Linked DNA regions of Homo sapiens: region 1 is linked to region 2. Evidence: chromatin loops called from intact Hi-C (ENCODE). Cell type or tissue: GM12878. All regions are shown on one strand. Each heading gives the region's core, and the rest is flanking DNA. Links, peaks and the distances in the headings are about the cores only.

Evidence for each region. A loop is a pair of places that touch in the nucleus more often than their neighbours do. Peaks named below come from ENCODE experiments on the same cell type or tissue, not always from the same donor. Only the 100,000 strongest peaks of a DNase experiment are listed, where the experiment ranks them.
Region 1: it touches region 2 in a loop (5-fold over the local background); 2 of 110 quality-filtered maps call a loop at or near these places.

The regions. Positions count from the first base shown.
Region 1 is chr7:108,204,168-108,220,807 of GRCh38, forward strand. It overlaps NRCAM (neuronal cell adhesion molecule), which reads right to left. Exons shown (of 33, transcript NM_001037132.4): 12 at 5,254-5,438; 13 at 3,361-3,492. Among named protein-coding and RNA genes, the nearest start is that of LAMB4, 82 kb to the left of the region's middle. RefSeq lists a silencer at 6,271-6,428 and enhancers at 6,934-8,133, 7,274-7,968, 7,340-7,539, 7,660-7,869. In GM12878, for the core only: no CTCF peak of the experiment used is centred there; DNase peaks (open chromatin) are centred at 7,494 and 7,734; H3K27ac peaks cover 2,208 bases.
Region 2 is chr7:108,301,908-108,318,547 of GRCh38, forward strand. NRCAM (neuronal cell adhesion molecule) reads right to left here. Exons shown (of 33, transcript NM_001037132.4): 3 at 10,758-10,824. Among named protein-coding and RNA genes, the nearest start is that of NRCAM, 150 kb to the right of the region's middle. RefSeq lists a silencer at 7,038-7,332. In GM12878, for the core only: no CTCF peak of the experiment used is centred there; a DNase peak (open chromatin) is centred at 9,724; H3K4me3 peaks cover 359 bases.

The DNA of each region.
Region 1 (16,640 bases), core at 4,138-12,137, 99 kb before region 2:
GAAGGGGATGAAAAAGAGAGCGGCACAGGGCTCCTTAAATGTCTATTAATGTTTTGGATAGTTTCTGCACCCCCCTCATTCTCTCATTATTTTGGATCAGGGGAGATCAACACACAGTGGGGGCATGCAGGGTTCACTTTGAACTTAGCTGTTGAAGACTTAGCATCCACCCATGTGGCCACTCAGCAGAAGCTGCAGATGGGCCAGCTGCAGAAGGCCAGGGGCAGGGCACAGCTGTACCTTTGCAGGGTCATCGTGCAGAAAGCTGTGCAGAGGCCCCGCTGGCTCATCATCTTTTAGTTATGAGATGTCCAAATGGTAATCCACTTTCAGCTTGGCCACCAGATGTCGAGAAAGACCCCTTCCAGGGAAGCTTCACAGTACCTTGGTATAAACATGCAGCACCTGCTACCAGCACCACGGAGCGGCCTGGTGGTGCCGGGCTCCTTGCTTTGCTGCCACACCATGTGGTATTCCTCTCCCTGCACGTCCACTAGAGTGACTGCTCTGAGGCACACCAGAGGGTGAGCGACCCTGGATCTATAGGAGCTATGGAATTCCAGCCTTGTCTTCTCAGTCTCCTTTTTTCTGTCTCAGGGGGCCTTAAAGAAGACTTTTGGGATGGAAGAGATGAGCTGATCTGATTTGAGACATTTAGTCCTAACTCTTTCTTCTCTACCTACTCAGACAATTTAGGGTTACAAGAGGAACTACTCTTTCTGCTATTACTACTCTGTACCCCCAAAGCAGGCCTTTTATGGTTGATTCTCCCCACAAAAATGTAATTTAAAAGGGGAGTGTTATTATGTTATGAGTGTATTTTCAAAGCTGTTAAGATGACTGGATTTACAAGGTTCCCTCAGAGGCACTGCATACTCTGGTACTATGGTCTGAATATTTGTGTCCCTCCAAAATTCATGTTGAAACCTAACTCCAAGGTTAAGAGGTGGGGTCTCTGGGAGGTGATCAGGAAATGAGGGTTTCCCCCTCATGAATGAGATTGGTGCTGTTCTAAAGGTCTTGAGGGAGCCCGTATGCTCCTTCTACCATGTGAGGACACATAGCAGCATCTGTGAGGAACAGGCCATCACCAGACATGAAATCTGCTGGTTCTTTGATCTTGGACTTTCCAGCCTCCAGAACTGTGAGCAATATATTTCTGTTGTTTATAAATTACCCAGTCTAAGGCATTTTGTTATAGCAGCAGGAATGGACTAAGATGGCTGGTTTGGAAGGACAACAAGCTGAGCAAATCAAGAAGAAAAATCAGCTTCATTATTTAATCCTCCCCTGCTTATGTCATCCACCCACATCTCAATTTTCCTTGCATAGTATTGCACTCTGGCTGCCAAGCTTGAGGGTTTATCCCCTAGCTTCCCCATTTTCCCTGCTGAAGGGCTAGATGGATGGTTCCTTCCACTTGTCAGTTTCACTGAGTCTAGATCTCAGGGACACTTTTAAACTTCCATAAATGGACACAAAAACTCTGAGCTGCAAAACATGGTGCAAAAGTATCAAGCATGTATCATCATTTATTGCCATTTTGTATGCATTCCTGAGAAAATCATACATTGTACCAGCTAATTTTTTGTTGATTTTTTTGTAGAAGCAGGATTTTGCCCTGTTGCCCAGGCTGGTCTCTAACTCCTGTACTCAAGAAATCCGCCCGCCATAGCCTCTGAAAGTGCTGGGATTACAGGCTCACATGAGCCACCATAAAACTTTTTTAGTTCTAGGCTTTCTTCTACTTTTTCCTCTCAGTTTTCACTCATATTCCCCTGAGAGTAGCAAGAGCTTCCTGAAACACAACCACAAAGTACTCTCTGCCATTTCTCTGGATCCTGATCCTGGTTAAAATTGGGAATGGAAATACCCAAACCCTATTTGCTGGCCTCTAGCATCTGTTTTCTCCCAGGAATACACTTCCTTCTACAGTGAAGACAGTCTGCCTGTTTCAAAGTATCTGACAGCTACTGTACTACGAGACACAAGTGAACTTCCAATAAATATTCATGGGGCAGGCTACAACGACTCAGTCACCCTGCAGTTGTCAGACCTTGATGGTAAGAAACAGAGACTTGTGCCACTTTAAATCTGCCAGCAGGTTTTTGGAACCATCTTAGGGGAAGTGTGTGTGTTACTTTGGGAAAGTCAATTCGGCAGACCTTTTGGTTATGTAAATGTAGAACCAATATTGGATTCTGACTTGGAGGCAGTCAAAGCCAATCTGTCCTGTATCATAAGCCTGAGGGCTATCTTTATTGTGAGTAAAGAATACCTTTGCAGGTAATCATGTTATTGACTGGGAGAGTGAACCTAAGGCTGGGTTTGATGCTGAAACTGACTTTCTCTGTCTTGGTGTCTAAGAGGAGGTCTGAACTCCAAGAAGGGGAAAATGTTGAAAGATGCTCCTCTCGGCAGTAGCTGGTGGTGGGTGGGGTAGAGGAAGAGGAGAGTCTAGTGGGTTCTCTGTTCATGGCCATGGCTTAGGAATTAAGGAGCAGTGAGGTGCAACATCCATTTAAAGATTTTTTCTTTGCTATAATTCCCTTGACTCTCCCCAAGCCTTTAGCCAAGTTTTGTAAAGCTGGCCTTTGCTATGATTTAGCAGATTAATGGGAGGGCCTGAAGCCACACGCTGGGAAGCATAGTGGTAGCTTGGAGATATTGGCTAATGAAGTGGAAGGAGTGGAGCATCGGAGCAGGGAGGCTGCTGAACGGGGCAACAAGTATAGCCAGGATGCCCAGGTGCTGCTCAAGGATGATAGCAGCAGCTCTCAGGGAGGGAGCACTAGTCAAAGGTAAAGCATCCTGCATACGATCAGGGTCAGAGGATGTGTTCTTCTTTGGGTATCAAATGGGACGGTGACCTTGGAAGACAGTGAGAACACCTGGGCTATACTTGCTATACTTATGACTGAAAACTCTTTATATTAAGACAGCTGGGTTTCTTATGCTTGTCATATCCATTGGCTCTATGCCGAGTCTCCCCACCTATCTCCTCTAGTGCCTGTGACATTTCTACAAATCACTTGATGTTTTGCACAAAGAAGATCATCTAAACTTTGAAGTGATATTTATTTCTGACCCTGTCATTCTTCCCATTATCCATGTAAAAAGCAGACGAAATATTGCCAAGTACCAGTCATCACATGCCATTATGTTAACAGCATAAACTATTCACATTCATAATAAATATCTAATGGTAATAAAATGCAAAGGTAATTTGGTGCCTGTGTTTAACATACATGTGGCTTCCTTCCTTAACCTGAGTTATTTTTTTATCACCATTTATTCACTGTCGGGATGTATATATGCTCTGAAAATATACTGCAATTAGAACCACTCAAGGCAACTTACTTTCTATTGGGACTCCATTTGTTAACCAGCTAATTCTGGGTTTGGGGTTGCCATTAGCTCTGCAGATCAAGGTCCCATCCTCTCCTGGGGACAGCACAAGATTTTGAGGGGCTGTGATCCAGTATGGAGCCGCTTTATAGGAGGAAGAAAAAAGACCAAAAATCTGAATCAAATAAGCATTTTAGCAAAAGAACATATTGAACTATTTTAATAATACAAGCAAGTACTTCACACTAAATTAGTCTCATTTTTTTTGAGCGAATAGATTTATAAACAATGCTTCAAAGAACACTTAAGATTTTCAAAGAATGTTTAAAGAGACTCACTGACGTATATGTATTATTTCTAGACCTGTTTGATACAAATTTCATTTTCTCATTTTATATTAAAATTAATCAGACATCAAAGAGGTGACAGATTTATCTAAGCATACAGAGAAAATTACATGTACAGGTAGGGCTAAGAAACACAAATTTAAATTCTGGACCAGGCATGGTGGCTCATGCCTGTAATCCCAACACTTTGGGAAGCCAAAGTGGCTGGATCACTTGAGGTCAGGAGTTCGAAACCAGCCTGGCCGACATGGTAAAACCCTGTTGCTATTAAAAATACAAAAAAAAAAAAAAAAATTAGCCAGGTGTGGTGGTGGGCACCTGTAATCCCACCTACTTGGGAGGCTGAGGCAGGAGAATTGCTTGAACCCGGGAGGTGGAGGTTGCAGTGAGCCAAGATAGCCCATTACACTCCAGCCTGGGCAACAGAGCGAGACTCCAACTCAAAATAATAAATAAATAAATAAAATAAATTCTGAGCCCTGTAGAATATATATAATTAGGAAGCAACTTAAAAACATCATTTTTGAAAAGTTGCAAAGGTATTATAGAGCATTTCCATACCTCCTTCCCTCAGCTTCCTCTAATGTTAACATCTTATGTGACCATGGTCTAGTTACCTAACGAAAAGTTAACAATGGTACTTAACTAAACTACACATTCTGTTAGGATTTCCGTTTTTGCATTAATGTCTTGTTTCTGTCCCAGGATCCTGTCCTAGACACCGTATTTACTTGTAACGTCTTTTGCATTTACTTGTCATCATCTCCAATCTGACAATTTCTTGGTCTTTCCTTGTCTTTTGTGACCTTGACACTTTTGAAGAGTACTGGTCAGTTATTTCGTAGACTGTCTTACGGCTTAGGTTTGTCTGATGTTTTCTCATGATTACCCTGAGGTTTTGGGCTTTTGAGAATATCCCAAAGGTAATGAACCCTTCTACTTGTACCATATGGGGGAATATATGATATCAAACATGACTTATTATTATTGACGTTAACATTCATCACTTGGTTAAGACAGTGTCTGCCAGGTTTCTCCACTCCAAAGTTACTATTTCCCTGGATTCCATACTCTGTTCATTAGTGTCCAGCATACACTCAAGAAGAGGGAAAGTAAGCTCCATCTTCTAAAGAAAGGAGTAATAAAGTATTTGTGGACACGCTAAAACTTCCCCAGTAATTAATTTCTGCGGGATAGAAACACTTTGAAGCTATGCAAATATCCTGTTTCTCCTTAAAGTTTCACCCACTAATTTTAGCATTCATTGTTTGATCTTGCCGGCTCTAGTTATTACTGTGGGATTCTAATATTGACTTTTCTATTTCCTTCATTATTCCTATATTCATTAACTGGGATTCTTTTGTGAGGAAGATTTGAACAAGTAAATTTTTAACCTGATTTAGATGCACTACCAATAGCAATGAGAAGAGAGTCAAGGTACCATGAATGTTGACATAACTTTACATTTACCATTACTAAAAATGTAATGAAAACCACATTTAATTAAAGTTTCAGGGTCTCTCATGAAGGCAAGAAGAATGGATTTTAAACAATATACCTTTAACTCTAACAGAAATGGTATGGTGGATGGCTCCTAATGCGTTTTTTGCTATACATTGGTAATTTCCAGAGTCTGCTTCTGAAACATGAATGATCTGCAAGGTTTTCTCAAAGTTCTTATAAACTGTCCTGTTTTTGGGTAGCATTCCATCTTCCTTTGCCCAGTAAATAATTGGGGTAGGCCTGATAGGATAAATAAATAATGATGTTACAAAAAAGGAATCCACCTATGACTACTTTTGAGGATGAATTTTCATGCAACTTTGTAACAAATCTTTATTAAAAAATCATAAGAAATACATAGATATTTTAATTAGCACCACACTTTTATAAATAATGCTCACAGTTTTACGTTTTCACATAATCAGAACTATACTAATTGATGGCACACCATAAACTTCGATGTCAATGATACAGTATGAATGCCAGCATGAGTTGCTTTACTGATGGGGCCTAATTATTTTTTTCAACGTTGTGACTAATAAGGAACTCTTGGAAATTTTTACATGAAGCTACTATGTTAATCAAAAGAATTACTATTATATTAATGATACTGAATTATAATTTTTCATCAGCTGGGATTAAACATGTACAGAGAAAAACTCATAAACATATCTATGACCATAAACCTTTGTATACATTTCCATATCAAATGGAATAATTTTCCTATTTTACAGCAGTCTATCTGATGATGTTAACTAAGTAATAAGGGAAAGAGCTTTTTTTCCTTAGTTTCATTATTAGTGACATTTAAAAATATTATTACACTAATTAAGAATAGATCAAACTTAGGTATTACTCATACCATTTGTCACCCAATGTTTTGTTTTGTTTTTTTTTTTGAGATGGAGTCTTGCTCTGTCACCCAGGCTGGAGTGCAGTGGCACGATCTGAGCTCACTGCAAGCTCCGCCTCCCAGGTTCACGCCATTCTCCTGCCTCAGCCTCCCGAGTAGCTGGGACTACAGGTGCCCGCCACCATGCCTAGCTAATTTTTTGTATTTTTAGTAGAGATGGGGTTTCATTGTTTTAGTCAGTATGGTCTCGATCTCCTGATCTTGTGATCCACCCGCCTCAGCCTCCCAAAGTGCTGGGATTATAGGCGTGAGCCACCGCGCCTGGTCCCAACTGTGTTTTTTATTGTCATGGAATATGGAGACAGATGAAAAGTCAGAATATAGGCTTGGAGTTAGAAGATCTTTAGAATTCCAACCCTGTCCCTGGATTTCTGATCTTTTTGAGGCTTAGTTTCCTTAGTTGCCTTAATAGGGATAATAATGCTTGACTTGAACTAATGACTTTAGAAAGTTTTCATGAAGGTAAAATAAAAATCCATTCAACACAAAAATTTCCTAAGTACTGAACTATACACCAAGCACTGAGCTGTGTGTTGGGAAGATGATGAAGAAAATATGGTCCAGGCCCTCAGGAAGATAACAATATTTGTCAATAGAAATGCAAGTGACTCTGAATAAGAACAGCTCAGCCCAGAAGGGATCATCATGGCAGATGGGAGGCAGAACTACATTGCAGCTCTGATGCGGATGGACAGAGCAGCATGTGGAGGCTTGCATCGTGAATTTTAGCTCCAGAATAACTGCAAGAACAAACCTGCTGAAAGGACTCACAGACTCTCTGAAGGAATTGGACTGCTCCTGCAGGACCCGGGAGATATCCCAAATACTGTGAGTGCCCAAACTGCAGAAGTGAAAAACTGGTTTGTGGGAGAAGTTTCTGACTTTACCTGGAGCTGAGTCAATTTAGAGAGCTGAGTGAAATACAGGGGTAGAGGAAGCAGCAGGAAAGGCCTTGGGAGCTCGCTGGGTCCCCAAGCAGGCCATTCCTGCCTGGCACCACAGAGATCCTTCAGGAGGGCAGCCAGAGGTGTGGGGAAAATGCCACAGGGAGAAGGAAGTCTCCAGCTGAACTTTATAACAATTTGAACCAGACGAGAAACCTCCTGGCCAGAACTCGGGAAAGGGCATGAATCCAGCATGCAGACTCCATAGGCTGGGGAAGAACTAAGCCCTTTTCTTTTGCCGCTGGGAGGTGGATAGTCTGGGGCAAGTTCTCAAGCCCCGCTCACCCACTGCCTGGAAACAGACTTGGGGCTGTTAGGGTAGGCACTGTGGGAGTGAGACTGGCCTTTTGGTTTGCGTGGGAGCTGGGTGAGGCCTGTGACTGCTGGATTTCCCTCGCTTCCCCAACAACCTGCATGACTCAGCAGAGGGACAACTTGCATGACTCAGCAGAGGCAGCCTTAATCCTCCTAGGTACACAACTCCATTGATCTGGGAACCTCACCCCCTCCCCCACAGCAGCCACAGCAAGACCCAAAGAGAGTCTGAGCTCAGACACACCTAGCCCTACCCCCACCTGAGGGGCCTTCTCTACCAACTCTGGTAGCTGAAGACAAAGGGCATATAATCTTGGGAGTTCTAGTGCTCCACTCACCACCAGTTCCTCTCCATACTACCAGAACTGATACTCTCTGGAAAGCACCTGGCAGGAGGCCAACCAGCACAAAAATAGAACATTAAACCACCAAACCTAAGAACCCTCACAGAGTCCATTTCAACCCCCTGCCACCTCCACCAGAACAGGTGCTGGTATCTATGGTGGAGAGGCCGATGGTTCACATCACAGGACTCTGTGCAAACAAACTCCAATAGCAGCCTGGAGATGGGTAGACTTGCCAGGTGGCTAGACCCAGAAGAGAGATAACAATCACTGCAGCTTGGCTCATAGGAAGCCACATCCATAGGAAAACGGGGAGAGTACTACATCAAGGGAAAACCCCATGGGACAAAAGAATCTGAACAACAGACTTCAGCCCTAGACCTTCCCTCTGACAGAATCTACCCAAATGAGAAGGAACCAGAAAACCAACTCTGGTAATATGACTAAACAAGGATTTTTAACACCCACCAAAGAATCACACTAGCTCACCAGCAATGGATCCAAACCAAGAAGAAATCCCTGATTTACCTGAAAAAGAATTCAGAAGGTTAGTTATTAAGCTTATCAGAGAGGCACCAGAGAAAGGCAAAGCCCAATGTAAGGAAATCCAAAAAACAATACAAGAAGCAAAGGGAGAAATAGTCTAGGAAATAGACACTATAAAGAAAAAACAATCAAAACTTCAGGAAACATTGGACACACTTATAGAAATGCAAAATGCTCTGAAAAATCTCAGCAATAGAACTGAACAAGTAGAAGAGAGAAATTAAGAGCTTGAAGACAAAGTCTTTCAATGAACCCAATCCAACAAATACAAAGAGAAAAGAATAGGAAAATATGAACAAAGCCTCCAAGAAGTCTGGGATTATGTTAAATGACCAAACCTAAGAATACTCAGTGTTCCTGAGGAATAAGAGAAATCTAAAAGTTTGGAAAACACATTTGGAGGAATAATCGAGGAAAACTTTTCTGGCCTTGCTAGGGACCTAGACATTCAAATACAGGAAGCACAAAGAACACCTGGAAAACTCATCTCAAAAAGATGTCCAGGCACATTGTCATCAGGTTATCCAAAGTTAAGATGACGGAAATAATCTAAAGAGCTGTGAGACAAAAGCATGAGGTAACCTATAAAGGAACACCTATCAGATTAACAGCAGAGTTCTCAGCAGAAATCCTACAAGCTAGAAGGGATTGGGGCCCTATCTTCAGCCTCCACAAACAAAACAATTATCAGTCAAGAATTTTGTATCCAGCGAAACTAAGCATCATATTTGAAGGAAAGATACAGTCTTTTTCAGACAAACAAATGCTGAGAGAATTTGCCATTACCAAACCACCACTACAAGAACTGCTAAAAGGAGTTCTAAATCTTAAAACAAATCCTGGAAACACATCAAAACAGAACCTCTTTAAAGCATAAATCACACAGGACCTATAAAACAAAAATATAATTCAAAAAGCAAAAACAAAAAATAAAAAACCCAAGGTACACAGGCAACAAATAGCACAATGAATGCAAGGGTATCTCACATCTCAATATTAACATTGAATGTAAATGGCCTGAGTGCTCCACTTAAAAGATACAGAACTGCAGAATGGATAAGAACTCACCACCAACTATCTGCTGCCTTCAGGAGACTCACCTAACACATAAGGACTCACATAAACTTAAAATAAAGGAGTGGAAAAAGTTATTTCATGCAAATGGACACCAAAAGCAAGCAGGGGTAGCTATTTTTGTATCAGACAAAACAAACTTTAAAGCAACAGCAGTTAAAAGAGACAAAGAAGGACATTATATAATGGTAAAAGGCCTTGTCGAACAGGAAAATATCACAATCCTAAACATATATACACCTAACAATGGAGCTCCTAAATTTATAAAACAATTACTAATAGTCCTGAGAGTTTTTAGCATGAAGGGCTGTTGAATTTTGTCGAAGGCCTTTTCTGCATCTATTAAGATGATCATGTGGTTTTTGTCACTGGTTCTCTTTATGTGATAGATTATGTTTATTGATTTGCATATGTTGAACCAGCCTTGCATCCCAGGGATGAAGCCGAATTGATTGTGGTGGATAAGCTTTTTGATGTGCTGCTGGATTCAGTTTGCCAGTATTTTATTGAGGATTTTTGCATCAATGTTCATCAGGGATATTGGCCTGAAATTTTCTACTTTCGTTGTGTCTCTGCCAGGTTTTGGTATCAGGATGATGCTGGCCTCACAAAATGAGTTAGGGAGGATACCCTCTTTTTCTGTTGCTTGGAATAGCTTCAGAAGGAATGGTACCAGCTCCTTTTTGTACCTCTGGTAGAATTTGGCTGTAAATCCATCTGGTCCTGGGCTTTTTTTGGTTGGTAGGCTATTAATTACTGCCTCAATTTCAGAACTTCTTATTGGTCTATTCAGGGATTTGACTTCTTCCTAGTTTAGTCTTGGGAGGGTGAATGTGTCCAGGAATTTATCCATCTCTTCTAGATTTTCTAGTTTATTTGCGTAGAGGTGTTTATAGTATTCTCTATACTCTATATGGTGGTAGTTTGTATTTCTGTGGGATCAGTGGTGATATCCCTTTTATCATTTTTTATTGTGTCTATTTGACTCTTCTCTCTTTCTTCTTTATTAGTCTGGCTAGTGGTCTATTTTGTTAATCTTTTCAAAAAACCAGCTCCTGGATTTATTGATTTTTTGAAGGGTTTTTCATGTCTCTATCGCCTTTAGTTCTGCTCTGATCTTAGTTATTTCTTGTTTTCTGCTAGCTTTTGAATTTGTTTCGGTTGCTTCTCTAGTTCTTTTAATTGTGATGTTAGGGTATCAAATTTAGATCTTTCCCACTTTGTCCTGTAGACATTAGTGTATAAATTTCCCTCTAAACACTGCTTTAGCTGTACATTGTGATCCTGGTACATTGTGTCTTTGTTCTCATTGGTTTCAAAGAACTTATTTATTTCTGCCTTAATTTCGTTATTTACCCAGTAGTCACTCAGGAGCAGGTTGATCAGTTTCCATGTAGTTGTGTGGTTTTGAATGAGTTTCTCAATCCTGAGTTCTAATTTGATTGCAGTGTGGTCTGACAGACTGTTATGATTTCTGTTCTTCTGCATTTGGTGAGGAGTGTTTTACTTCCAATTATGTGGTCAATTTTAGAATAAGTGTGATGTGGTGCTGGAAAGAATGTATATTCTGTTGATTTGGGGTGGAGAGTTCTGTAGATGTCTATCAGGTCTGCTTGGTCCAGAGCTGAGTTCAAGTCCTAAATATCCCTGTTAATTTTCTGTCTCACTGATCTGTCTAATATTGACAGCAGGGTGTTAAAGTGTCCCACTATTTTTTTTTTTTTTTTTTGAGATGGAGTCTTGCTCTGTCACCCAGGCTGGAGTGCAGTGGTGCGATCTCGGCTCACTGCAAGCTCCGCATCCTGGGTTCACGCCATTCTCCTGCCTCAGCCTCCCAAGTAGCTGGGACTACAGGTGCCTGCCACCATGCCTAGCTAATTTTTTGTATTTTTTTTAGTACAGATGGGGTTTCACCATGTTAGCCAGGATGGTCTCGATCTCCTGACCTCATGATCCACCCGCCTCAGCCTCCCAAAGTGCTGGGATTACAAGCATGAGCCACCGCGCCTGGCCATCTCCCACTATTTTTGTGTGGGAGTCTAAGTGTCTTTGTATGTCTCTAAGAACTTGCTTTATGAATCTGGGTGCTTCTGTATTGGCTCCATATATTTTTGGGATAGTTAGCTCTTCTTGTTGCATTGATCCCTTTACCATTATGTAATACCCTTGTCTTTTTTGATCTTTGCTGGTTTAAAGTCTGTTTTATCAGACTACAACTGCAACCCCTGCCTTTTTTTTTTTTTTTTGCTTTTCATTTGCTTGGTAAATATTCCTCCATCCCTTTATTTTGAGCCTATGTGTGTATTTGCACATGAGGCTGGTCTCCTGAATACAGCACACTGATGGGTCTTGATTCGTTATCCAATTTGCCAGCCTGCGTCTTTTAATTTGGGCATTTAGCCCTTTACATTTAAGGTTAATATTGTTATGTGTGAATTTGATCCTGTCATTATGATGCTAGCTGGTTATTCTGCGCGTTAGTTGATGCAGTTTCTTCATAGTGTCGATGGTGTTTACAATTCGTTATGTTTTTGCAGTGGCTGGTTCTGGTTTTTCCTTTCCATATTTAGTGCTTCCTTCAGGAGATCTTGTAAGGCAGGCCTGGTGGTGACAAAACCCCTCAGGATTTGCTTGTCTGTAAAGGATTTTTATTTCTCCTTTACTTACGAAGCTTAGTTTGGCTGGATATGAAATTCTGGGTTGAAAATTCTTTTCTTTAAGAATGTTGAATATTGGCCCCCACTTTCTTCTGGCTTGTAGGGTTTCTGCCAAAAGATCCGCTGTTAGTCTGATGGGCTTTCCTTTGTGGAGAACCCAACCTTTCTCTCTGGTTGTCCTTAACATTTTTTCCTTCATTGCAACCTTGGTGAATCTGATGATTATTTGTCTTGGGGTTGCTCTTCTTGAGGAGTATCTTTGTGGTGTTCTCTGTATTTCCTGAATTTGAATGTTGGCCTCTCTTGCTAGGTTGGGGAAGTTCTCCTGGATAATATCCTGAAAAGTGTTTTCCAACTTGGTTCCATTCTCCCTGTCACTTTCAGGTACACCAATCAAACGTAGGTTTGGTCTTTTCACATAGTCCCATATTTCTTGGAGACTTCATTCATTCTTTTTCATTCTTTTTTCTCTAATCTTGTCTTCACACTTTATTTCATTAAGTTGATCTTCTATCTCTGTTATCCTTTCTTCCACTTGTTTGATTCAGCTATCAATACTTGTGTATGCGTCACGAAGTTCTCGTGCTGTGTTTTTCAGCTCCATCCGGTCATTTATGTTCTTCTCTAAACTGGTTATTCTAATTAGCAATTCCTCTAACCTTTTTTCAAGGTTCTTAGCTTCCTTGCATTGGGTTAGAATAAGCTCCTTTAGCTCAGAGGAGTTTACTATTACCCACCTTCTGAAGCCCACTTCTGTCAATTCGTCAAACTCATTTTCTGTCCAGTTTTGTTCCCTTGCTGGTGAGTAGTTGTGATCCTTTGGAGGAGAAGAGGCATTCTCGTTTTTGGAACTTTCAGACCTTTTGTACTGGTTTTTCCTCATCTTTGTGGATTTATCTACCTTTGGTCTTTGATGTTGGTGACCCCTTCATATGGGTTTTTTGTGTGGACGCCCTTTTTGTTGATGCTGATGCTATTTCTTTCTGTTTGTTAGTTTTTGTTCTAACAGTCAGGGCCCTCTGCTGCAGGTCTGCTGGAGTTTGCTGGAGGTCCACTCCAGACACTGTTTGCTTGGGTATCACCAGCGAAGGCTGCAGAACAGCAAAGGTTGCTGCCTGTTCCCTCCTCTGGATGCTTCATCCCAGAAGGGCACCTGCCAGATGTCAGCCGGAGCTCTCCTGTATGAGGTGTCTGTCGACCCCTGCTGGGAGGTGTCTCCCAGTCAGGAGGCACGGGGGTCAGGGACCCACTTGAGGAGGCAGTCTCTCCCTTAGCAGAGCTCGAGCACTGTGCTGGGAGATCTGCTGCTCTTTTCAGAGCCAGCAGCAGGAATGTTTAAATCTGCTGAAGCTGCGCCCACAGCTGCCCCTTCCCCCAGGTGCTCTGTCCCAGAGAGATGGGACTTTGATCTATAAGCCTTTGACTGGGGCTGCTGCCTTTCTTTCAGTGATGCCCTGCCCAGAGAGGAGGAATCTAGAGAGGCAGTCTGGGTACAGAGGCTTTGCTGAGCTGTGGTAGGCTCTGCCCAGTTCAAACTTCCTGGTGGGTTTGTTTACACTGTGAAGGGAAAACCACCTACCCAAGCCTCAGTAATGGCAGATGCCCATACCCCACCAACTTAGAGCATCCCAGGTCGACTTCAGACTGCAGTGTTGGCAGCCAGAATTTCAAATCAGTGGATCTTAGCTTGCTGGGCTTCATGGGGGTGGGATCCGCTGAGCTAGATCACTTGGCTCCCTGGCTTCAGCTCCCTTTCCAGGGGAGTGAATGGTTCTGTCTCACTGGCGTTCCAGGCACCACTGGGGTATGAAAAAAAACTCCTGCAGCTAGCTCGGTGTCTGCCCAAATGGTCGCCCAGTTTTTTGCTTGAAACCCAGTGCCCTGGTGGTGTAGGCACCCCAGGGAATCTCCTGGTCTGTGGATTGCAAAGACCATGGGCAAAGCATACTATCTGGGCCGGAATGCACTGTTCCTCCTGTTCCTCATGGCACAGTCCCTCACGGCTTCCCTTGGCTGGGGGGGGGGGGGAGTTCCCCGACCCCTTGCACTTCCTGAGTGAGGTGACACCCCCACCCTGCTTCGGCTCGCCCTCTGTGGGCTGCTTCCACTGTCTAACCAGTCCCAATGAGATGAACCAGGTACCTCAGCTGGGAATGCAGAAATCACCCACCTTCTGCATCGATCTTGCTGGGAGCTGCAGATTGGAGCTGCTCCTATTCAGCCATCTTTCTAGCCACCCAGAATACACATTCTATTCAACAGCACATGGAACTTTCTTGAAGATGGACCATATGATAGGCCACAAAATGAGCCTCAATAAATTTAAGAAAATTGAAATTATATCAAGCACTCTCTCAGACCACAGTGGAATAAAAGTGGAAATCAACTCCAAAAGGAACCTTCAAAGCCATGCAAAAACACGGAAATTAAATAACCTGCTCCTGAATGATCATTGGGTAGAAAACGAAATCAAGATGGAAATTAAAAAATTCTTCGAACTGAACGACAATAGTGACACAACCTATCAAAACCTCTGGGATACAGCAGAGGCGGTGCTAAGAGGAAAGTTCATAGCTCTAAACGCCTACATCGAAAAGACTGAAAGGGCACAAACTGACATTCTAAGGTCACACCTCAAGGAACTAGAGAAACAAGAACAAACCAAACCCAAACCCAGCAGAAGAAAGGAGATAAGATCACAGCAGAACTAAATGAAATTGAAACAAACAACAAAAAATACAAAAGATAAATGAAACAAACAGCTGGTTCTTCGAAAAGATAAATACAATTGATAGACCATTAGCAAGATTAACCAAGAAAAGAAGAGAGAAAATCCAAATAACCTCATCAAGAAATGAAAAGGGAGATATTACAACTGACATCACCAAAATACAAAAGCTCACTCAAGGCTGCTATGAACACCCTTACACACATAAACTAGAAAACCTAAAAGAGATGGATAAATTCCTGGAAAAATACAACCCTCCTAGCTTAAATCAGGAAAAGTTAGATACCTTAAACAGACCAATAATAAGCAGCAAGATCAAAATAGTAATTAAAAAATTACCAAAAAAAAGTCCATGACCACATGGATTCACAGCAGAATTCTACCAGACATTCAAAGAAGAATTGGTACCAATCCTTTTGACACTATTCCACCAGAAAGAGAGAACCCTCCCCAATTCATTCTATGAAGCCAGTATCACCCTAATACCAAAACCAGGAAAGGACATAACCAAAAAAAGAAACTATGGACTGATATCCCTGAGGAACATAGATGCTAAAATCCTTAACAAAATACTAGGTAACTGAATCCAGCAACATATCAAAAAGATAATCCACCATGATCAAGTGGGTTGTATACTAGGGATGCAGGGATGGTTTAACATACACAAGTCAATAAATGTGATACACCACATAAACAGAATTAAAAACAAAAATCGCACGATCATCTCAATAGATGCAGAAAAAGTATCTGATAAAATCCAGCATCCCTTTATTATTAAAACTTTCAGCAAAATCAGCATGTAATGAACATACCTCAATGTAATAAAAGCCATCTATGTCAAACCCACAGCCAACATAATACTGAGTGGGGAAAAGTTGAAAGCATTCCCTCTGAGAAATGGAATAAGACAAGAATGCCCACTCTTACCACTCCTCTTCAACATAGTACTGGAAGTCCTAGCCAGAGCAATCAGACAAGAGAAAGAAATAAAGGGTATCCAAATTCGTAAAGAGGAAGTCAAACTGTCACTGTTTGCTGATGATATGATCATTTACCTTGAAAACCTTAAAGACTTCTCCAGAAAGGCCCTAGAACTCATAAAAGAATTCAGCAAAGTTTCCAGATACAAGATTAATGTACACAAATCAGTAGCTCTTCTATACACCAACAGCAACCAAGTAGAGAGTCAAATCAAGAACTCAACCCCCTTTATAATAGCTGCCAAAAAAAAAAAAATCCTTAGGAATATACCTAACCAAGGAGGCAAAAGACCTCTACAAGGAAAACTACAAAACACTACAAAAAGAAATCACAGACGACACAAATGAAAACACATCCCATGCTCATGGAAGAGTAGAATCAATATTGTGAAAATGACATACTGCCAAAAGCAATCTACAAATTCAATGCAATCCCCATCAAAATACCACCATTATTCTTTACAGAATTAGAAAAAAACATTCTAAAATTCATATGGAACCAAAGAAGACCCCACACAGCCAAAGCAAGACTAAGCAAAAAGAACAAATCTGGAGGCCTCACACTACCTGATTTCAAACTATACTATAAGGCCATGGTCACCAAAACAGCTTGATACTGGTATAAAAATACGCACAAAGACCAGTGGAACAGAATAGAGAACCCAGAGATAAACCCAAATACTTACAGCCAACTGATCTTCGACAAAGCAAACAAAAACATAAAGTGGGGAAAGGACACCCTTTTCAATAATTGGTGTTGGGATAATTGGCTAGCCACATGTAGGAGAATGAAACTGGATGTTCATCTCTCACCTTATATAAAAACCAACTCAAGATGAATTAAGAACTTAAATCTAAGACCTGAAATTATAAAAATTCTAGAAAATATCATAGGAAAACCCCTTCTAGATATTGGATTAGGCAAGGAATTCATGACCAAG
Region 2 (16,640 bases), core at 5,339-13,338:
AGCTTTGTACATGCTCTAGGGTTAAATGCCTTTCATCATAATAAATATGAAATAATTATTAAGATGAAAATGTTTCACAGAAATATCACCTTAAACATGTGGCCTGTGTCTAACTGATCACCCTTTCTAAATAGTGACCAAAGTACAAAAAAAAAAACCCACAACAAATCAACAACAGAAACAATGCAGCTCTTTCCCCTTATATTTCACTCAAATTTGTCTGCTTAGTAATAATGACATATTGTTCCGTGTTATTGCTTCAAAAAATGTTTCCAGTGACCCTTGGGAATGCTATGTACTGTTTTCCTTCATTTTTGCTCTTGGCAAAATTTTCTTCATTCAGATCACTCTTTGAGAAAATAATTTCAGTCTGAATTGTGCACATTCTAGGTCCCTCAGTTAATATAAGTTTTTGACCTTTTGGTTTCTACAGCTAGTTCTCTTGGAGATGACTGATGGCATGAATTCTACTTGCATGGAGTCCCCGAGAAACCACTCCTCTTCTTCAAAAAAGTACACTAAATCTCAGGACAAACTGGGATGACCAGTTATCACTGCTGCCAACCCTGTTTTGTGAATTCCATTTAAGATGTCCAACTGAGAACAAATTATGTCTCAAATAAGATTGTATTCACAGAATGATGGAACTAAAGTTCTTGGTAAATTTAAACAAAGTGACAGAAGGCAAGGAGCTACTGTCCTCCTCAAGGGGCAACCTGCTTGACTCCCAGCATCTCTGCCTACCATTCCCATGGCCTCACCTGTAGTTTTGGGATCTCAGTACAAATATATCTAGCAAAGCAATAATTTCCTAACTGCTTTTCTCATCTTCTATGTCCTTTCACCAAACTTTCCTAAAATATAGATGCCAAATTAGCCTTCTCAAAACAACACTGGGCATATATCACTTCTCACTCAAGAACTTAATGAGTTCATAACTGAATATAATTCAAACTCAGTATAGTATATTCACAATTAGACATATTTTAAACAACAGATTCATCACAGTCCTGTCTTCCTCTTAAAAGCAGCCCTTCTGCTGCATTTTATTTTTTATTTTATTTTAGTTTTTGAGACAGAGTATTGCTCTGCAGCCCAGGTTGGAGTGCAGTGGCTCCATCTTGGCTCACTGCAACCTCTGCCTCCTGGGTTCAAGCAATTCTCGTGCCTCAGCCTCCTGAGTAGCTGGGATTACAGACACGTGCCACCACGCCCAGGTAATTTTTATATTTTTAGTAGAGATGGGGTTTCACCATGTTGGCCAGGCTGGTCTTGAACTCCTGACCTCAAGTGATGCACCCACCTCGGCCTCCCAAAGTGCTAGGATTACAGGCATGAGCCACTGTGGCTGGCTGTTCAGGTACATTTTCTACTCTGGTCAGTATCACCACCATCTGTCCAGTCTCTAATGGCAGAGATCAGGCCTTGCTCTTCCTCATTCTTCATTCTCAGTTGGCAAATATACTGTGTACCGTCTCCTCTTCAGCCCCTCTGCTAGGACAGTGGCCCAAGCTCTATTGCTTCTTATCATCTCTAGCCTCCTACTGGTTTCCAGCTTCTGATTTCACCAGTACTCCAATCTATTCTACATATAGCTGCTGGGGTGTCTGTTCTGAACTCAGCTCTGACCACGTGACTCCTGTACTCAAAATCTGTAAATGGAATCCCATAATCTATCCCAAATTCCTGGCCACAGATGACCTCTCCAACCTGTCTTCACAGCACCTCCAACTTCTCCACCTTCAATCATATACCAAGGCACTTGGAGTGTATCTACTACATGGCTTCATGTAGGATCTAGTTGGCCTCGGCTCTCCCAGAGCCTGGAATGTCCTTCTCCATGTCTGCCTGGGGGATGTCCACCCATGTTTCATGTTCTTTCTCAAGGATTTTCCTGATGCCACCATGCAGAGTTGCTACATTTACCTTTATATCACTATTACACCTTTACATGTATATGTACACAATACAGATACATAATATATATGTATATTTTCATATTTTTGTACTAATTACACCACATTGCAATTACTGTGCTGTATACACTCCATGTACAGCTTACTTGCTACTGTTTAGGAATATCTGAAGCACAGTAGCTCACTTATGAATGAATGTATAAATGATCATTCATTCATGAAGAAAGGAGGGAAGAAGTGAACACCTCTCCAAAATTACTTTCAATCATTTCTTAGGTCTACTTGCTGCTTTAAACAGGTTTACTTGTTTTCTCTTTTACTATTCAAATACCATGCTTATCTCCCTCCCCACTCAAGACATTGTGATTTTCCCCACTGTAATTTCTACTCTTTTTAATTTTTCTAAACTACTTTTAGAATAATTCTTCCTTAATGATCAGTTAAAGTCCAAACCAGTCATAAACCTTGGTTAGTCTCCCAGTACCTACTGGTCACCACTCTTTTGAACTCCTAGAGCACTTTTGGCCTCTACAACACATTTAACCATCAATAATGCTATTCCATGCTTTTTTTTTTTTGATGTACATATGTGTGTATATGAACAGTCAATTTATACATATACATCTGAATGAGTGTGATTCCCTGAAGAGCAAGAGCTGTATCTGGCTCTTTTTGCATTTTATCACCTCTCTCAGTTCCCTATTTATAACAAGCAATAGATAATGTTTATTAATAAAGATGGCCACCAGACAGGCATTACATGTAGATTCCATAAATTAGTATCTTATTTGTACCAATGAGACCCAAATGACTTCAGAATAAACTGTGATTTATTATCAATAAAATGTTGAGGTTCTAGGTTCAACTATAAACAATGTTCCCAGCACTCATTCAATGATTACTGAACATGCTTCTTATGGGGAACCACATTTGACTCATAACTGAGGGAAATCTGTTTTATAAAAGAAAGGCTTTCCATTATGTACTCTTTGTAACAAGGGTCTTTCCATACCCTAGATATTGGCTCACTTACTGGATCAAGGCAGCTACATTACAAAAAAGAAAATAATTTGGACAGAATCAAGAAGTCTATTATAATGTAGGTATTTGAAATCTACCTCCTTGCTGAACTTGGAGATTGATCTACAGAAGAAAAATCTTAGCATCTAAAGGTCTGTTTTCAGGAAAATAAAAATGTCTATCAATCTACCATAAACCTGTCTGGGTTATCAACAACCATCAATGAGAAGACCCAGGGGAAAATTTAGGGTATGTTTTCCTTAGGGATGACTTCTGGTTTGGGTAGAATATATTTATTTTTCCTACTCCTCTATGGCAAGAAAGTTTTTCAGATACCTTTAAAAATATATCCCAGTCAAATAACTTATTATTTGGCAAATCAAATCGATTTGAAGACTGTTTTTGCATTAAAGAATATCTATAGTTGGATTCTCAGTAAGAGAGAAATGTTACATAATAAAGAAATATTTTATAGGACACTTGGAACGTAGATATATTTTCCAGGTCATTTGAATCATTTAAATATGGTACTTTTGTCTAGTCATATTTGTCAAGATCCTTCTCAGTTTTTTGTTTTTTTGTTTTTTGTTTTTTGCCCCAGGGAACGAAGCCATTTAGGAAACTACATTAACTGCATCTTCTCTGTGCTTTTTGACAAAAGTAAATAAATAGAAATGTGCAGAAGCCATTTCCCCTGTGCTTCTTCTCCGTGTTGGACTGTCCTCTGCCTTCCATTCTCTCCTTTCATAACCTGTTCCTCCTATGGCCTTTCCTTCCCCAAGCTAACAGCTTCTGTCAGCAGCTTTATTCAGTACAGTATCAAAAGCTTTGCAGAAAACCAGATTAATTGTGCTCACTGCTTCTCTTTGTTTACCCCTTCAATTCTTGCAGAATTCAAGGCAAACCAAGAAAATGCATATCTAATTATACATGTATACTCCCTCTTAGATACCTTTTTGGTGCATTTTGCTTTTAAATAGATCGTATAATTAAAAGTTATCTGAAAACTAATACATTTCAAATAAGATTAGTGTTTCCAAATATAGCTTCCAAATCTAACATGTATTAAAATGATTTAAACACATATTCTGTGTACCGCAAGTTCCAAAAGAGAAGTTTATGTATGCAAATGCAAAAGAAATAATTCAATATTTTCCATTTTCCACAAATACTCTCTGTGAGACAGATATAAACAACCATTTAAAATAATAGTGAATTTTGGGGTTAATTATTATTACTGAAATAACAGAAGTTATGTATTCTGTGAACCTCAAAGCAGACCTTTGAATAGTCTTGTCACTAATATGTGTTAAAAGAATAAAGAATCCTCATTGAAGTCTTATTCTTAAAAATATCAAAATGCCATCCTTCACCATTAATTTCATGCCAAGATTTAAGAGCAATAAATATTGTAGACTTTACCACTTCTTTATATAATGGCTTCATACGATAATTTTTTATTATATAAAAATTCCCTCTTATTCAAGATGAATTTGTTTGCTTTGCTTTTACCAATGTTAAAGGTAATTTTTCTGAATAGCACGGATGGTTTCCTCTGTTAAAATACTATAGTGTGAGCCTCAAGGCACAGCAGGCAATGCCATCACCCCAGCACCACTGGGCCATTTCTTCTATGGCTGAACCTTCTCACATCATTTTAAAACATGGCTTTCTAATCCTTTTGGTCTTCTTGCTGAGAATTAAAAGGTTAGAAAGTTTTTAAAGTAGTAGTAGAAGTCTTATGTCTCAAATTACAAGTTACAAATTACAAAAACCTCCCACTTATCTTTTTCAAACCATTAGTTAGGTAGAACCACATCAAGGTAAGTCTTTCTGGAAACATGCTACGAAACAAACATGTTATTTAATGAGAATTCAGAATACAGCAGGAGAAGTCACAACCTGGAATGAAGCAGAGTGGAAACAGAATTACCCTGTCTGGCCTGAAAGGAGTGGGTTTCCAAGTGAGACTCCAAGTGTACCAAGTGTCTAATGGGCAATCCATTTACACATCTCTTCCCATATTATTCAAGTGCAAACTGTACTCCATAAGTATTTTCAGTTTTATTTCTTTACAAAACTTTTGAAAAGAATAAAAATAAATCCCTGGGTGGGATTATGCACAGGACAGAGAGATGCCACTAAGCCATGCCACCAAGCATTTGTGTTTATTAGAAGAGCATTCCTCCTATGAACATCATAGTTTATAGAGTCCCAACTAGATTATAATGTAGACACTTCTGTCAGATGATAATATGTCTGTAAAAAGTCTGCTAGATCTGTATTTTATTCATAAAGGCAATGGTGTGAAATATACACACAAAAGACCCATGTGTAAAAGGGCTCATGTGAGCGAAGCAGCAGCCGGGGAGAAGGCATATCCAACACACCTCAGGTGCAGTGGCGGCTTAAGGAGGCATCCCAGGAACACATTAATCAACACATTCAAGGAATGCATTAATCAACACTGCTATAACGGCTGGCATGCCCATTGTTTCACTGTAGCATGCTAAAGAGCACAGAGCAGCAATGTGAATGTGAATTTCCACCATGCTACAAGAAACAAAACCCTTTTCAGGACTGGCTCCATGCACCATATCCTACTCGACTCTTTCAATAGAAATCATTCTCTCCTGTATTCGTGGTAGTTTATGAACTTGCTTTCTGCAACAGTCAACCAGAAACAAAGAATCTTTACAGACCAGCTAAGTTTGACAATAGCTGTAGAAATGCCTTCTGCAGATATGAAAACTTGAATCCATCCAAGAGATTTTTTTCTTTGCCTTACAAAATGAATGCTGTCATGAAAGGCAAAATAAAAGAAAACAAAGCAAAGCAAAAAAAAAAAAACCCAAGCATCTATTTGTGTATGCAGTCAGTTGTGACAGCAACATACTGCATTACCAGCAGGGGCCTGGTCCTGGCCTCCTGCTCCACACTGGGTTTCATTTTCCTCCTGGGTAGTTCCCTAGATAACCCTCCTGTCAGGATTCGACTCCCTCCAAAAGCAGCCAGGGATGAAATGGCCAGATGCTGGAAGGAAGAGACATGATAAAATACCCGCAGAACCTAGGCACACATGTCTACCTTTGTATAGAGTACCATGTGGACCTGAACACCTGAGGCCTTCCAGTATTCCTGCTGTGTCTCACTTCCAATTGTCCATACTTGGAGTATCTCACCCATTAGGTTATGTTGCACAATTAAAGTTCAATAAATGATGATTCTGGTGATAAGAATGCTGAATACAAAGATCCTAACTCAATGAATAAGGGATGCCATTTATAACTTTCATTTGGAATAAGCTTCCTCTCAGGGTGAGAATTATTTTAATAGAGGTTGTACTTGCTGGGAACAAGAGCCACAGGGCAGTGCCCCTGCCTTTTGGTGGCACTGTTCTGGTCATTTTGGTGAACCTCAAAATTAAAGTCTATGGGTCACGAATCTAGACTTATTTCATCACGAGTTCTGATTCTAATAATCCCAGAAAACAGTTAAGAACTACAAGCCAAAAGTACAGCAAGGAAAAGAAATCAAATCCAGTAAGTATATGCAAGAAGCTATTTGCAAAGGTCACGCATTAGCCCTTTGGTGTATAAATGCTAAGTGCTCTACATTTCATGTACTGGAGTGACTCAGGCAGTTTTTTATTTCCAGTTTCAAACCAGATATTTCTCCCCACTAGGCTACAATGGGAGGAGAGGGGGGAACACATAAAAGTTGCAGGATTCCTTCTACTGACTACTAGCACCAATTATTGCTGCCACAAAAACATAATGCCACTGTTTTCATCATTGTCTCACTATGGCATTATCCTTACCCAGCTATCTCCCAAGAGAAAATGCTGATGTCTTTCTTCAAACACATTTCAACTGCTCTTTCTGAGCCTTCAGAAACAGCTATCAAACTGAGCAGCCCAGAGTGGTGGGAGTGGTGAGAAGGGGGATAAGGTGAGATGTCCAGAGAAAAATGGCTGTGTCCCATAAGAATAATGAGGACAGGATGCAAGAGGCAGAAATGAGATGCCTAATCAATAAAGGCATCTCAATCACGGATGTGAATAAAACTCAGAGATAAATATCAGGAAATGTATAATTTAGCCTCCCTACAGAAATGTTGCACATTGAATTTAATATGCTTCCATCTGACCCCAGGACAGAGAGCACTGCTCAGACTTCATGTGGAAATGGAAAGCTGAGCAGTCGCCTGGGTTGAAAGAACAGAATGTTCTTCACTGCATTGTCATTCAGCTTCCAGGAATGCTGCATTTCAGTGGTAAGTAGTCATTCTGTGAAAAAGTTCATCACGATCACAATAGAGGGACTGTCCAAGTATGCTAATGTTTCAAGAGATGTCACTTAGTTGAAATCTGTGCCTTGCCTTCATGCTATGTCACAATGAAGAGGGAGGAAGTTAATTTGTATAAGAAAAGATTGTTCTAGTTTTCCAGATGACTACATATTGAATCAAACTTTACTGGTATAAAACAATAAAGAGGTAAATATTTTTTACTTGGAGTTAGATCCCTGTCTTGGTTTTTATAAGTTCTAGGCATCCCAGAGTAACTGCTTTATTCATGAGCTTTTAATCTTCAGCTTCATGGGGCAAGTATTCTTTCTGTGGGTGCTGGGTCTTCTTGATTTGACTGGTATCAACTAAACTCAGCCTTAAAATGATCCTGTAGGACAAAATTTTGATAGCTGTCTTTACTGTTAAATTGTATTAAAAATTGGCCAGGCATGGTGGCTCATGCCTGTAATTCCAGTACTTTGTGAGGCCAAGGCAGGCAGATCACTTGAGGCCAGGAGCTCAAGACCAGCCTGGCCAACATGGTGAAACCCTGTCTCTATTAAAAATGCAAAAAGTAGCCAGGCATGTTGGTATGCATCTGTAATTGTAGCTACTCAGGAGGCTGAGGGATGAGAATCACTTGAACCCGGGAGGTGGAGTTTGCAGTGAGCAGAGATCGCGCCATTGCACTGCAACCTGGGTGACAAGTGAGACTCCATCTCAAGAAAGAAATAAATTAAATAAATAAATAGCATTAAAATTGTATAACTATTAGGATTTTGTAATAAAATACAGGTTCACTTTTACAAATCAACTTAATTATAAGATAAAAGTCTTTTTACTCTTACCAGTTTTACTATTATCTATTCAGGATGTAACTACCCTTCTCCTAAGATGTACATATAACTTTAACAACTCGGTATTGTAAAGTCCAAGGGAAAGAACAAATTTCAAGTCATCCACAAAAACAGTCAGTAAATGACTCCAGCACCTTGTCAGGTTATTCTTCATACACAGCTTGCTGCCAAATGGGAACATGCTTTAAGGTGCAGCCTGGGCATTCTTCTTCCTCAGACTCCTTATGGTTACTACTAGGACCAAACTTACACGAATGTGGCCAGCAGAAAACTCATTTTACGAAGTGATTTCAGAGGTATCCTCTCTCCTCACTCTGGTTGATTATCAAAATGCCACCACTAGCAGCCTTGCATTTTAGCTCAAGGTTTTCAATGCAGGTAGAAGACAGATTTCCCAGGGAGAGAATGTACACATTAGGGTTAATGGCAAACGTGAGCAGTTTTTATGTGTGACACTGGATAAGGGCAGACAGAGGGCACTTCCCAAACAGAAGGATGTGGGATGGGCCTGAGAGTTTGCAAACCACAGTCCACAATTCTGGCTGCATGCATTTTTCTGAACATCACAGCATGCCAGTGAATGTGGGAAAAACTACTGAAAACTCTAAGTAGCTACGAAAAAAACTTATTTATTCTAATGTCAGAGGCCAAATACTTGAATAGCCTAGGGACATTCTGAGTATAAGTGTGCTTTAGAATTTTGGGAAGTTTCAGTCAGTCTTTGTGAGGCCAGGGAAACAAATTGGGAAGACTCAGTATTTAGTTTTGACAAGATTCAACCATTCACGAAACCAAAAAATGAGACATTTTAGTGGCTCTCATAGGACCTGACAACTAAAAGCTCTCTTGAGCCAATTAACAAAAGGCTAGCCAGAAAGACCAACAAGAAGTGTGTATTGAGAAAAGAAGAATCGAGCCTTTTCACTTGTTGCTCTAGAAGACAGAGATTTTCAATCGAGTACCCTTCACACGATGGAAGAAAGAAAAAATAATGCATCCAGCCAGAAAAACTCCCTTAGAACTACCTGAGAGTGGGCTAGGAAGTGGGAGAGCACCTGCTGTTGAGCCAAGCGTTTCCACCTTAAAAGGGCACCATGTACTTCCTCACAGTGGCCGCTGTTTTCCCTGCTCACCAGAAAACACCATTTTTACAAATAAACTCCCGCCCTCAGTGTCTTACTACCTTATAGATATCAGACAATATATTATCTACGAAAGAATTTTCCATACCTTACTGCTGATACTAGTATTGTACTGGTAAGCCACCATACTTAATACCATTACTAGTAACTCCTAGTTTCTAACAACTGTAATTTGGTATATGTCCCTGTCAGAATGGATGGTACTTACTATCACATTGCTTTACCTTGCAGGTGTTCTTTATGAAACAAGGACACTTGTAGAGGAGAGGGGTACATAAAAACTATATAAAATAGGTCATTTTGCTTCAACAAAGGGAGCTTTCTCTTAAAAGAGCCATTTGTACAAAATTAAGGCTATTTTGGTGTTGGTCATAATTACCTAACATCAATTTTGCTAGTCTCTGCTAATTTTCACTTTTCAGGGACTGTTCAAGCAGAACAAAATTTGTGCTATTTGATTTACAAAGCAACATTCTTAGTTTCCAGTCTACTAATTTGGGGATTTCTGATGGTATTTTGAAACACTGTAAGAACTAGTCATATGAAGTCAGTTTCAATACAACACAATGGAAGCAAATTCAGCTGAGGCATGAATCATTTCCTTTCAATTACAAAAGGACATCTCAATGGATCAGCCTAAGAATTCTCAGTAACAAGAGACAACATGCTCAAAGGATTTTACTATCTCAAAATCTTGTATACAATCTTCTTTCCTTAACTAAAATCCATGAGTTTATTTGTTAAATGAAATCAACAAGGTAAAGAACTGAATGTCTGAACAATCGTGCTCTCATAATTCCTTAAAAAAGCTATTATTGGTTGAGATACAGTTCTCTGAACTGTGTTCCAGATCTCCAAGTAAGATTATTTTTTCATCAAGTTCAGTACTATAATAGATGGCCTTTCAGAAGGCATCATAGGCCTAACAGGGTCCATTCTAGAGCTGATAATGCTGAATGGCATAAATAAGAATGGGGCGGACAGCGGGGTAGGAAATAAGAAATGGGGAAGGAATTTACAAAGCAGAAATCACATTTCAAAGTAACATTTAAACTTTCAAAGGAGATATTTTTATTCTTTGGACTCCATTGTGAGACAAGAAAAATCACTAATGGATGGTATACCCTCAGGAGACTTTTGATATATTATTGAATCAAAAAGAAAATTATTTTCTTGTAAATGATTCCCTATAATTTTTAATCTTTAGTCCCTTTATAAACATTTTTACTAGCAGTGCTTTGCCTCTGCTCTCTATTTTCTGGGCTTTATGATTCATGATTTACTTAAACAAAAATCTTATTACTATGAAAGGACATGAGGGCTGGTTTACTTCCCTATGTATTTGATCTATCTTCTTTGACATTGGTATGATTAATGTTTTTGCATCTATGTTTCTACTCTCTGTCTTTTATCATACTCTCTGGATTGAAAAGTATTAAATATGGCAATAATATTACATAATCACATTATTTAATATTATAATTCTCATCTTTAACTACGAATTCAAATGTTTTGAGAAGACAAACTCTTACCTTTGAAGAAGCTCTTAAGTTGTTCTTCCTTTTAATTCTTTAAACCAAACGTCTTCTTAGCATTGCTCTGTGGGTTAAAAAATGGGAGAAACGTTAACACGACATTGATTGTCATCAATCACAGCAGAGTGTCAATATATTAACTCCAACTGGCTCTCTTATGGGAAACACAATTAAAGAGAGAGCCCTGCAAGGAAGACAAATCATGACTAGATTTGCCAAAACATATCTCTGCTGGCTTCAATCAAAAGTGACAGCAGAGAAGTGACCAGAACTCTGGTGGACATCCCATTAAAGGATTCCAGCCTAGAGAATCACGTCTGATTCCTCTTTTCAGTTTAGAGGAATAAAGGTGTTTTTGTAATGTATCTATACAGTGTGGATAAAATACTTTGCTATGGGCTTATTATTATTATTATTTAAATTTTTTTATTTGGTAGCATAGAAATTTTTTAGGTTATGTTTGAAAGGCCCCAGGTTTTCAACAAGGGTCATAAAAAGAAGCTGGGAACAACCAAGATTTGAGGAGTGAGTTCCACCTGGGCTGTGACAAAGGCAGAGCAGTGGACAGCTCCCAAGTTCTGCAGTCTCCAACTCTCCTCTCGTCAGCCTCAATGTTTCCTTTGCAAATAGTCCAGCTGAGAATTAGCCAGAGAAAGAGAGGAAGGATGGCGAGTAGAACAATCACAGCTGAGCACATTAAGTTTCATTTTTTAAACAACCAATTCAGTGACACCCAAGGTTTCTAAGGGAGGATTTGTGTCTTTTTGAACTTTGGATTTCTGGAAACAGAAGTCGTACTATCAACCTCTGAAAAACCCTTCAGAGAAGAGAAACAAGTGTCAATTCAGGAACTCTGGACTGCACTCAAATATTAGGACAACTATGAAACACAAAATTATTCCGTTAATAAAAGATGCTTAATAATCTCAGCTGGTTTTGCTTATGTATGTGTTATAAAATATTCCCTGCATTAAGTTGCAAAAAATGTTAATTACATATAAAACCACCCTTAATAGATTTTCATTGCATGTGAAGCAATGATATTTTATCAGGACAAAATATTAATATTGTGGAGGTTTGTGATTTTTCCTTAGAATTGGAACCAATTTTATAGTAATATTGTTTTCACTTTTTAAAAAAAACCCTAGAGTTGTGTAGGAGAGCATCTATAAGAATTTTAAGATATATCTACAATAACAACTCAATTCAGCAAACTTATATTGAGCACTTAATACATATCCGCCAATTCACTGGATAAATCTAAACAAGAAAAAAATAAAATATAAATACTTCATGCTTCCTACCATGAGGGATCTCAGTCCACATGCTGATGGATTCCTAAGTTTTAATAGTTCTCAGCATAATCCAGTTCAGGGCAAAACGCTCTAAAAAGCACAGATATGTAATTTTGCATAACATGGTTCCATGGCATCACGTGGAAAAAACTATTTCATCCTTGCTTATATATATTATTGATAGGGCACTGCTACATTTTTAACCACCTTGTGGTGATGTAAACCCTGAAGGGTTTGCAAAGACCACCAAAAGACTGTATTAATTGTATTACCATGTCAGCAATTATGCCCAACATTTCTAGGAAATGACTTTTTGTTACATTCATTACTCTTGTTTTGACAAATGTGTCAATGGCCTTTCATTACCCCAAAACACATTTAGGTCAAGAGAATAGGGTAATACATCATTGCTAAGGACTATTTTTCCAATAACCAAGTAACAATTTAATTTTTTAACCAAAATGCAATCAACTTACCCTATTAAATAAAATCAGTCCTAAGTCAAAAGGTCAAGATAAGATTTGATGTATTTTTAAAGTAGCCTTCAGAAAAGACAGATAACATCCACGCGAAAAATGTAAGAAACCCAAAGCCCACAGTACACATAACAAATCAATTACAATAATAGTAATTCAATAGCATATAACACTAAAAATTCAAATAATTCTGAAAAGTGAATACTTGCCTTAGCCACTTATGGAAAAATAAAATAATAAACTTCCTGTTTCAGAGTAAATTGCTATGGATTGGGACACATTTTTTTGCTGGACTTTTTTGGCAGAGAAAGAGTTGTTTGGTTTTAAAATGAGAATTCATAACATTCAATGCAACTGAAAATCTGCTATTACAAGCAGTATTAGGTAAAAAGTATCAGCAGGCAAAAACTTGCAAAATCTCATTTGGCTTATACTTTTTAGTTCAACTCTAAAGATATTAGAGATGTTTACTCTTTGATTCTTGTGAGGCTGATTTCTAAAAACTGGCCTCCTTAACAATACAGTAAAGGTTAGATTACATTAAGATATCAAGCCTTTGATTGCCCCCACCCCCCCAACAACCCAGTCAATTCTGTCTACACTCTTCAAAATAAATACAGATGAGAAATAGTTTTCAGAACATCAATTATGAAAACTTTATACGCAAGAATATATTTATATATCTGCACAAGTATGTATTTGTGCAACATGCAAAACTGTTCTGCCTTTTATCACTATAAAATGACAGTAAATTATAAATTTATATTTAATCTTTGGTCTTAACAGAAATTTGACTAGTAGTAAAATCATACTAAGCCCAAACTCTTTTTTTTTCTTAATTTCCTGCCTTTGACATGATCCTTGGACTGAATTTGGGTTCCATTCATACTTAACTGGAGAAAAAAGGATAAAAAAACCACCTTGTTAAAACTGGCATTTATCTTTGGTTTCTCTAGGGTATGCCTGTCATCCAGCCGCTAATTCAGCTTGACAAGGCCAGAAGCCAAAATCATCTTGAAACCCAGTTCTCCCATTACAGCAGCCTATGAAACAAAATACATTCCAAAAAACAGACAGTATGGTCTGAGATAAAGCATGTTCTCCAACTACAGCTCCATCAGATGGCACCCAGAGGGCCCTCCCTCTACCACAACCTAGCTGGCTGGGGTCCTGGGAACACAGGCCCCTAACTTCTGGCCCCAAGTTTAGCACCAAGTTCAGCCTACTCCTGCAAGACTAAACTTGTTGGGACTTGGGACTGACCCCATGTTATACATCTTGTGGAAGTTAGGGTGGGAGCAAGAAGGGATCCATTCGAGCAAGAAACTTGCAGGTGAACCAATGTGGATCATGCTTTACCTTTCAGAGAAATTAACACATTGGTCCTTGAAGACTGAAGACTGATCACTCACAGAAGCATCTGACTGCCTCAAGTGACACTATCATTTGCTACCTTGTAGACTGATGCAAACATCCAATAGTGAGCAAATTACATTGATAGAGGACATGTTGGATATATACCACCTTACTGTCAGCATGCTGGAAATCATGTTGTCATATACATAAATGTAGCCTTCCATGGTACACAGTTGCTATGGTTTGAATGTGCTTCACAAAGTTCATATGTGGGAAACTTAATCACAAATACAACAATGTTCAGAGGTGGGATCTTTAAGAGGTGATTAGGTCATGAGGGGCTTTGCCCTCATGCATGGATTCACGTCAATATTGTGGGAGTAGGTTTGTTCTCACAAGAGTGGATTTGTCATAAAAGTGACTTCTGTTCCCCTCTTCCTCTTGCTTTCATGTACACTCTATCTTGCCCTCTCTCATCCTTCTGTTTTCTGCTACGGGATGATGCAGCAAGAAGGCCCTCACCAGATGCAGGCCTCTTGAACTTGGACTTCTCTGCCTCCAGAACCATGAGCCAAATACATTTATTTTCCTTATAAATTACCTAGTCTATAGTACTCTGTTGCACAAAACAGACTGAGACATTCGTGCTTGGTATACTTCATGGTTTCATAAAAGTACAAATAGAAACCTAAAAGTTCAGGCCGGGCACGGTGGCTCACGCCTGTAATCCCAGCACTTTGGGAGGCCGAAGCAGGCAGATCACGAAGTCAGGAGATCAAGACCATCCTGTCTAACACGGTGAAACCCTGTCTCTACTAAAGAAAAAAAAAATACAAAAAAATTAGCTGGGTGTAGTGGCAGGCATCTGTAGTCCCAGCTACTCAGGAGGTTGAGGCAGAACAATCAATGGTGTGAACCCAGGAGGCAGAGCTTGCAGTGAGCCAAGATCACACCACTGCACTCCAGCCTGGGCAATGGAGCAAGACTCCATCTCAAAAAAAAAAAAAAAGAAACCTAGAAGTTCAGTGTGCAGTCATGGCTAGCTGTCTAACAAAGAGTCATGCCCTCTCTCTGTCATGTAAGACAGACATGGCTGTGGAGAAGAAGTTCCTGTCCAGGGTCTGTATTTCCAGTTCTCCTTGTGTCTAGGTGTGACTGCAAGGTGTAAGAGAGCTAATATGTGTCACTTCTTTGTTCAGATGTTTAAAAAGAAAATGTGTCTTTTCCACGCCTCCTATCTCTCCATTTCTGGCTGTATGTCAATGCCAGTGTAACCTGAAAAGTTGCACAGCATGGCCTTTGTCAGCTTGGGTGAAGAGTAGAGATCCTTCCCTCCAAATTCATGGTCTGCATCACTAACAGTGAACTGTTACATGAGCTGAGAGGGAACTCTAATTGTGTGATGTTTCTAGTTTGGGGGTTTGTTAGAATAGCTAGCTCTGCCCTATCTAATAGAGTTGGCACACTGTGAACATAATAGAAACTTTAAATGAAATATTGTTCTCACTGGTCCTTTTTCTATGTCTATAATCTAGGAAGAAGATTTAATTTTAAAATATAAGTGTATTCAGAGCAGTAGAGCAAAATTGATTAGAGGGTATTAAATAACTCCTTAGTAGAAACAGCTAAAGTAATAGTGTTTACTTCACCTAGGGAAGAAAAAGCTTAAAGGAGTCTAGTTAAACTGTCAATGAATATATGAAGGTTCCAAAAATTTTATATGGCAGATAGTGAGAAACTATTTTTCAAGTTCACTGAACATAAAACAAATACAGAAGGCTCTGTGTGATGGCTATAAACTAATACCGTATCTAAGAAAATGGGGAAGACTGAGGCTGGGTATGGTGGCTCACGCCTGTAATCCTAGCACTTTGGGAGGTTGAGGCAGGTGCATCACTTGAGGTCAGGAGTTCAAGACCAGCCTGGCCAACATGGTGAAAGCCCGTCTCTACTACAAAACAAAAATTAGTTGGACGTGGTGGCGGGCACCTGTAATCCCAGCTCCTAGGGAGGCTGAGGCAGGAGAATCACTTGAACCCAGGAGGCAGAGGTTGCAGTGAGTTGAGATGGCGCCATTGCACTCTAGCCTGGGTGACAGAGGGAGACTCAGTCCCAGAAAAAAAAAAAAAGAAAGAAAGAAAGGAAAGGAAAGGAAAAGGAAAAGGAAAGGGGGAAGATTGAAAATAGAGTTTTTGTGAGAATCTGATTCTGCAGATTTAGGAGGGACCTGGAAATTCACTTTTCCTTTTTTTTTTTTTTTTTTTTTTTTGAGACGGAGTCTCACTCTGTCGCCCAGACTGGAGTGGAGTGGTGGGATCTTGGCTCACCGCAAGCTCTGCCTCCCGGGTTCATGCCATTCTCCTGCCTCAGCCTCCCGAGTAGCTGGGACTATAGGCACCGGCCACCATGCCCGGCTAATTTTTTGCATTTTTAGTAGAGATGGGGTTTCACTGTGTTAGCCAGGATGGTCTCGATCTCCTGACCTTGTGATGTGCCCACTTCAGCCTCCCAAAGTGTTGGGATTACAGGTGTGAGCCCCCGCACCTGGCCAGAAATTCACTTTTCTAATAGGCAGACCCAGGGGGTTCTGGTGCATGTGGTCCCAGGCTACACAATAATCAACATGGTGAAATAATGTCTCTAGGATAATGATGGTTAAACAATGAAATACACAACATTGTGAGGCTGTTAGATTCCCTTTCTCAAAGTAATATCAGGAACGTTCCACAGGGTGGAAAACACACTGTTGACAA